2 separate regions of the Homo sapiens genome follow, and region 1 is linked to region 2. The links are chromatin contacts, found by Hi-C in ENCODE. All regions are on one chromosome and are shown on one strand. The core of a region is the stretch at or near the end of the contact, and the rest is flanking DNA. Distances in the headings are between cores, read along the strand shown. Region 1 overlaps LOC100506023 (a long non-coding RNA gene). Region 2 overlaps DNM3 (dynamin 3).

Region 1 (3,811 bases), core at 972-3,471, 1.0 Mb after region 2:
GCAGTGAGCTGAGATTGCGCCATTGCACTCCAGCCTGGCAACAGAGCAAGATTCCATCTCAAGAAAAAAAAAAAAAAAAAGGAAATAGTTAAAGGAATCTCTTCTGAGGTCAACTGCCCCATGTCTCATCCACTTGGCCTGCCTCTGATTTCAGCCACAACTATAGTAAATAGACAGTGCCTGCAAAGCTCAGACTCACCCTGTGACAGTGCCCCATCTCAAGGCCAGCCCTACAAGTCTATCTGCTTTCTGTCTTCGTTTCTGGCTCAGCCTCACTGCCTCACAATCTCAAATGCAACAAAAACATTTTACTTCTTCGTCCTTCAAAGTCATTAACTTGCGCATGATCTCAGAGTGTGCAAAGATTTTCTAAACAGAACAAATTAAAAGCATTAAAAGATTTTCTAAATAGAACAAATTAAAAGCATTAACCATAGGAAAGACTAGCGATTTGAACTAATATTCCTAAAAAGACATCGTTAGGAGAGTCAAAACGCAACTATGAGCTAAGAAAATATATTTGCAATATATGTATTTAGCAAAGGACTCATATCCAAAATAAAGAACTGCTGCAAGTCAGTAACAGAAAGATCAACAGCCAGCCACCAAAGATTACATATTATTCCATTCATATAGAATTTAAAAATGGGTAAAATTTCCATTAATGGTAACAGAAGTCGGAATAGTGATTATCTTTGAGTGGAGTATTACAGAGAAGGACTACAAGGGGAGGTGCTGGGCTGATGGAAATGATCAGTATCTCAATCTCAGTAATGATTCCACAGATGTATACAACGGATTTTATGTAAAATTCATCAAGTTGTATACTTTGTACACTTTGCAACAGATAAGTTTGAGTTCAATAAAAAAGGGGGTGGGAATCGAGGCTGTTTAGGTCACATACTCACTCCTGCATCCAAGGGAATAGTGTGTTGATTGGCTTGGGACGGGGTCCTATGGCCCATCCTGAGGGCTGAGGATGGAGCCCACCCAGACCAAAAATGGACAGAGGAGGGAATCTCCAAGGGGGATTGAAAAGTATTTGCAGAAGATGAGGAAAAAGATGTTCTAAGGGAGACAACTAATTTCTAATGGTCAGGACAGAGGTGGGCCTTACCTTTAGCAAGTGGAGCTGGAAAATATAGGAGAGAGAGAAAGACAGAGACACAGAGACAGAGAGACAGGGGCAGAGAGATGCAGAGTAACCAGCCGTCGGCTTTCCAATTCTTTGTTCTCACTCCTGTGAGTGAAGCTGCACTTCCTATGTGGGGGTTCTGAAAGGTTTCCCTGTATCTGTGGGGGAACTTGTTATTCTTTTTGACCATCTGGCATTTTGAGCCTGCTTTTAATTGTTTGGGGAAGTTCCCCACCTTATGAATCTTGACAGGAGGCAGAGTTGCCTCCCACTCTCAGTGCTGAAAATGCCAGTGTTCATGATCTAAGCTCAGCCAAGGAGACAGCAGCGCTCCAGAATCACAGAGACCACAGGGCACATCGGTGTGGAGGACTTGGTCATAGAAGAGTCTAGTCCAGCAGTGTCACAGCAGGCCAGTGTTCACAGGGTCAGAGGAGCGAGCAGCAGCAGCCGGCGCCCAGCAGCATAGCCCTGCAGTCCTCACGCCCCATTCTAAGGTGTGACGTTTGGCCCTTTTGCCAGCTGGCAGGCCCCACATCTGATCCTCCATCCTTCCTGCCAATCCTGTACCCCAGTCTATATCCTTTCAATAGTTCCTTTTTGGCCTAAACCAGCCAATCCATGTACACTGCTTGAAACCAGGAATCCTAACTGATAATAACATGCTTTCAGAAAATTCCCCCTTTTAGTTTATACAGAGAAGCAAAGCCTGAATCCAAAAGAATGCTTCTACTGTGTGAATTTTCCACACCATCATATGGTCACAAGGAAGGTGTCTGCTGGCAAAAGACCCTTAACACCCTACAAATCACATGACAGGAGGAAAGGGGGACAAGCCAACGTGTGAATTGCAGTTAGGTCCTCAACTCACCTTATGTTCAGTTCTCATCGTAAACCCACAGGATAGGTATTGTACTAGTGTGCTCAGGCTGCCATCACAAAGTACCACAGACTGGAGGGCTTAAACCACAGACATTTTTATTTTCTCACAGTTCTGGAAGTAAGAAGTCTAAGGTCAAGATGCCAGAAAATTCTGTTTCTGGTAAAACCTCCCTTCCTAGCTTGCAGACGGCCACCTTCTCACTGTGTCTTTGCATGGCCTTTCCTCTGTGTGTGCACAGAGGAAAAGATCTCTGGTATCTCTTCCTCTTCTTACAAGGACACCAGATTAGGGCCCCACCTTCTATGACCTCATTTAACCGTTACCTTCTTGGAGGCCCTGTTTCCAAATACAGTCATACTGCAGGTTAAGTCAATAAATGAATTATTGGGGGACGCAATTCAATCTGTAACAAGTATTGTCTCAATATTGCAAACAAGAAACATGAGGTTAAAGTTCTTGTCCAAGATCTAGATAAAGCCTTGGCACTTTTCAGTCTGCTTATGGTTTTCAGTCTTTCTTATCAAATCTTGGAAATTCAAGCTTCAAAGTATGAAGTAGAAGAAAAGTATGGTGTATCATAGAGCAGTGAGAAATGAATGAACCTGAGATGAAGCCAGTGTGACTGTCTGCCAGTCAGCCCTGGAGCGAGGGGATGGAATAACCCAGATATATCCACTGGCTCCTCTCCAAGCTTCAGCCATGCCATGGCTGGCACATCACTGCCTCGTAGCAGCTTGGGTCCTGTGTTTGGGTCCTGACTCTCATATGACTTTGTGAGTGCTGGCAAAGACTCCCTCCTTGACCAAACTTTAGTCGGGTTCCCTGAAGCCTTCTTCTCAACTAGGCCTTGCCCTTGACCTGATGAGCCAAGTTTTAGCAATGAATCTTGTTAAGTCCATTTACTGAGATTCTCTCACCCTCAACATCCAATCAAGCTCCTCTTCCTCCACCTAATCAAGTTCCTGTTAGTAATTTTCCATCCACTCCCCCAGCGTGCTGATTGGCTGTAAATCCCCCCTTATCCCTGATGTATTTGGGTTTCAATCCTCTCACCTATTGCAATAATCTTGACCCTTACTGCAATAGCCTTGAATAAAGTGTTCGTTGCTGTTTTTCACAGATATCAGGATAATTTTTCTTTAACAGTTTATTAGGGGCAAGACCACGTCTCACATTTCTCCTTACATATCTCCCCAACACATAGTTGTGCCTCAGCTGGTGCACTGTCAAGAGGCAAGTGAGTGGGTGGGAGGATGGGTGACACCTGAAAGTCCCATGGCCTAGCTACAGAGAAAAGTCAAAGAGCACCTTGAAGCCTATGAAGAATGGACAGTGGGATGAGCCTTAGGAAAAGGAAGATAGAAGAGAATAAAGGGAAGAAAACAGAGGGTTCCTAGCAGCATGTCAGACTCAATCGGAACCACCCTTACACTATCAATTTGGGACACTCCAGGAGCAAAGGGCCCCAGTCTTGATGGCCTGAGGGCCCCAAGTCCAAGGGGCAGCACTTGGCAGAGGGACAAACACTGGATAATTATCCTGGCCCTGACTTTGGTGTTCTCAGCTCTGCGACGTTAGGCAAATCAGCTAACCTCTGTGACCCTCAGCCTTTCCATGCATGAAATGACAGTAACAATGGCTCCCTCACAGGTGCAAGTAAGAATGTAAGTGAAACAATTTGTTTTCTTTTTTAGTATGCTTGATATTTACTGAGAAGAATGCAAATGCTCTTTCTAACTGGTATTCAGGAGCTGGGTTGAGGGCCTGTTTTTGTTTGTCTGTTTTGTTCATAG
Region 2 (3,975 bases), core at 814-3,313:
TATTGCAAACTACATGCCTGTTTTAATTAATTCCACTTGAACTAGAGAAGCATCTCTATCCCAAAGAGATTCACTAGTATGTATGCTTCTGTCATTGGTAACTTGAGTATACACAAATCAGTGATTTGTGGAACATTTTCTATTGCCAGAATATCTGGATTGTCACCTCCCCTCTCACCTCCACTCAACTTCTCTGAAGGGGCTAAATGCTGTTTGAAAATCCAATCCAGTGTGTATTTATTTACTTAACAAGATGATCTTAAACAGACATCACCACCTCTTTAGGGTTCCTATTCTCTTAATTGAAGATCCTGATCTTCATCAGACATTAACTTTAGAGCTGATGTAACTATTTTCAGATATAGCTTCTTAAAATTAGTTAATTGGGAATCACAGTCTTTGACATTAACGGAACAAATTCACTGAATCCGAGTGTGTTTTTCCTGGCAATAATGAACTCTGGCATTATTTCACTCATTTGTCTTCTTCCCTTTCCTTGGACTAAGCTATTTTGCAATAGTCAAAAGGGGATAAGGGTGGGAGGAAGGGTCTCCAACCAAGCAAGAAGAAACTTTTTTTTTTAACCTCATCACTCAATATTCAAGTACTTTTTTTGACCACCCTTGTTCACCAAGTATGATGGTTTCTCTTTAAAAAGACAAAACTGAATCATTCGAAAGGATTTGGGTTTTACTCCAGCTCATCAAAATGACATAAACACAATATGGAAACCAAGAAATGCTCCCTTGAAGGAGTCTCTGGTGAGCCCCTTAGTGAAGCTGATGTCCCACCCTGCAAGGGCAGTCCCAGAGTAGCATCAAGATTATTCCAGAGTGTCTCACTCATGCCCATCCCATGACTTAGGTGGCTTCCTTGACTTATGTGGCACACTTTAAGAGTTTCATTGTAATCCCACATTTTCAGTAATTTATTACAAATCGACCATGCCAAAAGATTTATTAATCCTTCTACATAGGCAATCAATGCATGCATATTCTTTTCTTTACAAAGACAAAAGCCATTTAATCCTCCTTATAATTTAGTTTAATTCTGTTTCAAATGTTTGACCTTGATGGCCTGCAGTGCTCTATCTCTTTTATGTATTTTACATATTGTTATAACTGACAATTAATATAAAGTCCCTTTCACTTAGGGATACGATCTCCTTGTTTCGGTTTTGTAGCCAGTCCCCCAAATTTTGCATGAGGACAAATTCACGATTCTTATGAGTGTGTCTTTGAATCCCTTACGTCAAGGTTTGGTGCCATGAAGGATGAAGCTGCTGAGCCCTGAAGTCGTGGGCTAAGGGTACACGGACAATTAAGCAACTTAAGTGACTAGCCTGTGTCTGATTCCCCTGCAGTCATGTACTGAAAACCTCCTGACTTACTGTCTTTTCAACAGCCCTCTAAAAGTCTGACTTCTTTTAGCAGCTGAATGTCATTTGGACAAATGAGGAACTCATCTTGTGACCTCTGATGTCAGCCAGGAGCTTTCTATTTTTCTCACCATCCTCCCCCTTTAAAAAACAAATACATAAATTTATCATTGGGCATTGTGATTTTTCATGGAACAGTTTTTATTTTTAGCAACTGGCTTTCAAAGCAAGGAAAGATGTTTTTTTAAGCATAATTACTAAGAATAGAAACAACTTTGAGGTGTTCTTTTTGATTCTTAATATTTAAGGTGTCTCATGACATTTGAAGTCTCTAAATGTCATTAATCATTTGTTGCAGGTTTAATATGAGTTGTCATGATGCTTAATATACTTTAATGAAAATAGAATTTTGGCCACATGCTGTTCATTAAAGAAAATATCCAATTTAATATAAGTCCCTCAATTAAAAATCCCATCAAAAGCCTTGTTCCAATTTCACCATGATTCTGGCTATAACACAATTATTTCATTGGAGTGAATCAATGGTTAATGTCAAAGTTTTTAATTCTTCAAGTCTTGGTTTCAATCTGGTTTAAGTGAAAGTAAAATTAGTTTGGTGGTTTCCTTCTTGAGTCTTGCAAACTTGAGTCTACCTTACACAAACATCTCCATCCTGCCACGGTTCGGATGACTGGCAGTCTGTTTAGGCGAGGCCCAGAAACAGAAAGCAAGTCTTGTGAAAGTCAGAATCTGGGAGCTTTGCAGATGCGTCAAGGTAGCCTTCAGATTGCCTCTCTGTTTTCAATGTGTCCCCTATCTCACTCTTCCAAACATCCTATGCTGTAAGAGGGTAAAAGGAAAAGGAAAATAAGAAAGGATCTACATAAGGCAAAGTACAAGTAACATAAATGCAGACAGCAGCAGTAAATATAACAATATGCTGCTGTTAGCCCAGTGGTAACTGGCATTAAGCTAACCAAACACAACTGCTTCCACATCCCATGACAAATAATAGCAAATAGCTCTGTCATTGTTCTCTTTGGGGCTCTAAATTGTTGAAGCTTCAGCCATTGCAGGGAAAGCCTTCCTGAGTTTCAGGGGACCAAGCCCTGCCCTGAGTTTCACCTGACTGATAGAGGAAAACAGCCAAGACAGGAGTCTGGCAGAGAAGCCACTGGCCAGTGAAAAATGCACAGTAGAGGATTATTATTCTTCCTGCAACCAGTCAGTAGCAAATTGTCACCAGTTGGAATCTGCTGAATATTCCTATATACAAGTTAATGTTAGCTCAAAGAAAGGGGGGTTTAAAAAAAAAAGTTTTGCCCAGTGTAAGCAGATACAGATTTGTAGATGACACACAAGCTAGTACTTCTATTTCATCACTGCACTTCGTTGTTTCCCTCACTTGTAAGAAAAGAATGATTTTTACAGGGAAACCTTCACATTCAGACAGTTCTTGTTATTTCTTGTTTTAACGACGTCAACGATTCATGGCATGACATTGCTCATAGCTCTTTCACCTCTAAATTTTATCCAAGCAACAAATTAGAAGAAAGGACTGCTGGGGAACTTCTTCCTTCTTTCTGTGAAAGATCAGAAGCAATTTTTTTTTTTTTTTTTTTGAGGCGGAGTCTCTATCACCCAGGCTGGAGTGCAGTGGCGTGGTCTCGGCTCACTGCAACCCCTGCCTCCTGGCTTCAAGCGATTCTCCTGCCTCAGCCTCCTGAGTAGCTGGGATTACAGGCGTGCACCACCACATCCAGCTAATTTTTGTATTTTGAGTAGAGATAGGGTTTCACCATGTTGCCCAGGTTGGTCTCAAACTCCTGACCTCAGGTGATCCACCCACCACAGCCTCCCAGAGTGCTGGGATTACAGCCATGAGCCACCACACCAGGCCTAGAAGCAAAATTTAAATAACGTTTACTAGAGTTGCTTTAGCCAATAAGAGCCAGGAAATTAAAAATGAAAATGTAAATGCTTCATCTTTCACTCAGAAACATGCCTTAAATGCCTACCTCCAGCAATGTAAGAAAAACATTGAGGATTTAGCTGAGAGTTTGATGGCTTTTGCTTGCCTGTCATAACTTCATTGCTGCTCAAAGGGAGAATTTTAAAACACTCGACATTGAAATCCTTTAGCTTACCATTGCCAATGTATTGTAAGTGTTGTCGGGGGGAACCCCTGAATCTAAACATATATTTACACCCTTAAGTTGCCAAATTAAATCCATCTGGCTTACCAAATGCTGTCGCCAAAAGACTGTTACACTGTTGGTGTGGCCAGTATTTTAAATGTGGGGGATGGGAGGGCAGTGTTGAAAGGCACTAGATTTGATGATAGAATTTACATGTGCATTGATGCCACATTAAGTATTTACATCAAGTTTAGATCCCATGGCAACTCTGACCAAGAAAGAATTCCTACACAAGGCAAGAAGTCTAAAGCCGCTAGGTATTTGCGCCGTCTCCTCATGGCACTTTTTGCCCTGTGACTGCTTTTCAGGCATCACAGCCACGCAATAGGCAAAACCACAAATAGCAAACACTCTAATTTCTTGAATTATTTTTTAACTATTCCCATAAGCACTAGGAAA

The links. Hi-C counts contacts between places; a loop is a spot of excess contacts on that map. Pooled maps may share reads with other maps.
Region 1: a map with no recorded cell type shows a loop between it and region 2 (12-fold over the local background). The contact joins two enhancer-like sites. A Hi-C loop is called at or near these places in 2 of 37 single-sample maps with no recorded cell type and 2 of 50 pooled maps.

Annotation. Positions count from the first base shown.
Region 1 is chr1:173,412,055-173,415,865 of GRCh38, forward strand. All of the region lies in intron 2 of LOC100506023 (a long non-coding RNA gene), which reads right to left. It also overlaps a transcript of TNFSF4 not described here. Among named protein-coding and RNA genes, the nearest start is that of PRDX6-AS1, 47 kb to the right of the region's middle. RefSeq lists enhancers at 1,750-1,799, 2,380-2,539, 2,600-2,649. Within about 2 kb of position 2,222, at least 4 of the 41 ENCODE cell types and tissues checked have a DNase peak (open chromatin) inside an H3K27ac peak, as active enhancers do.
Region 2 is chr1:172,392,193-172,396,167 of GRCh38, forward strand. The region is part of intron 20 of DNM3 (dynamin 3); the gene reads left to right. It overlaps LOC102724528 (a long non-coding RNA gene), which reads right to left. Exons shown (of 3, transcript XR_001738294.3): 3 at 1,559-2,218. Among named protein-coding and RNA genes, the nearest start is that of C1orf105, 27 kb to the right of the region's middle. Within about 2 kb of position 2,064, at least 14 of the 41 ENCODE cell types and tissues checked have a DNase peak (open chromatin) inside an H3K27ac peak, as active enhancers do.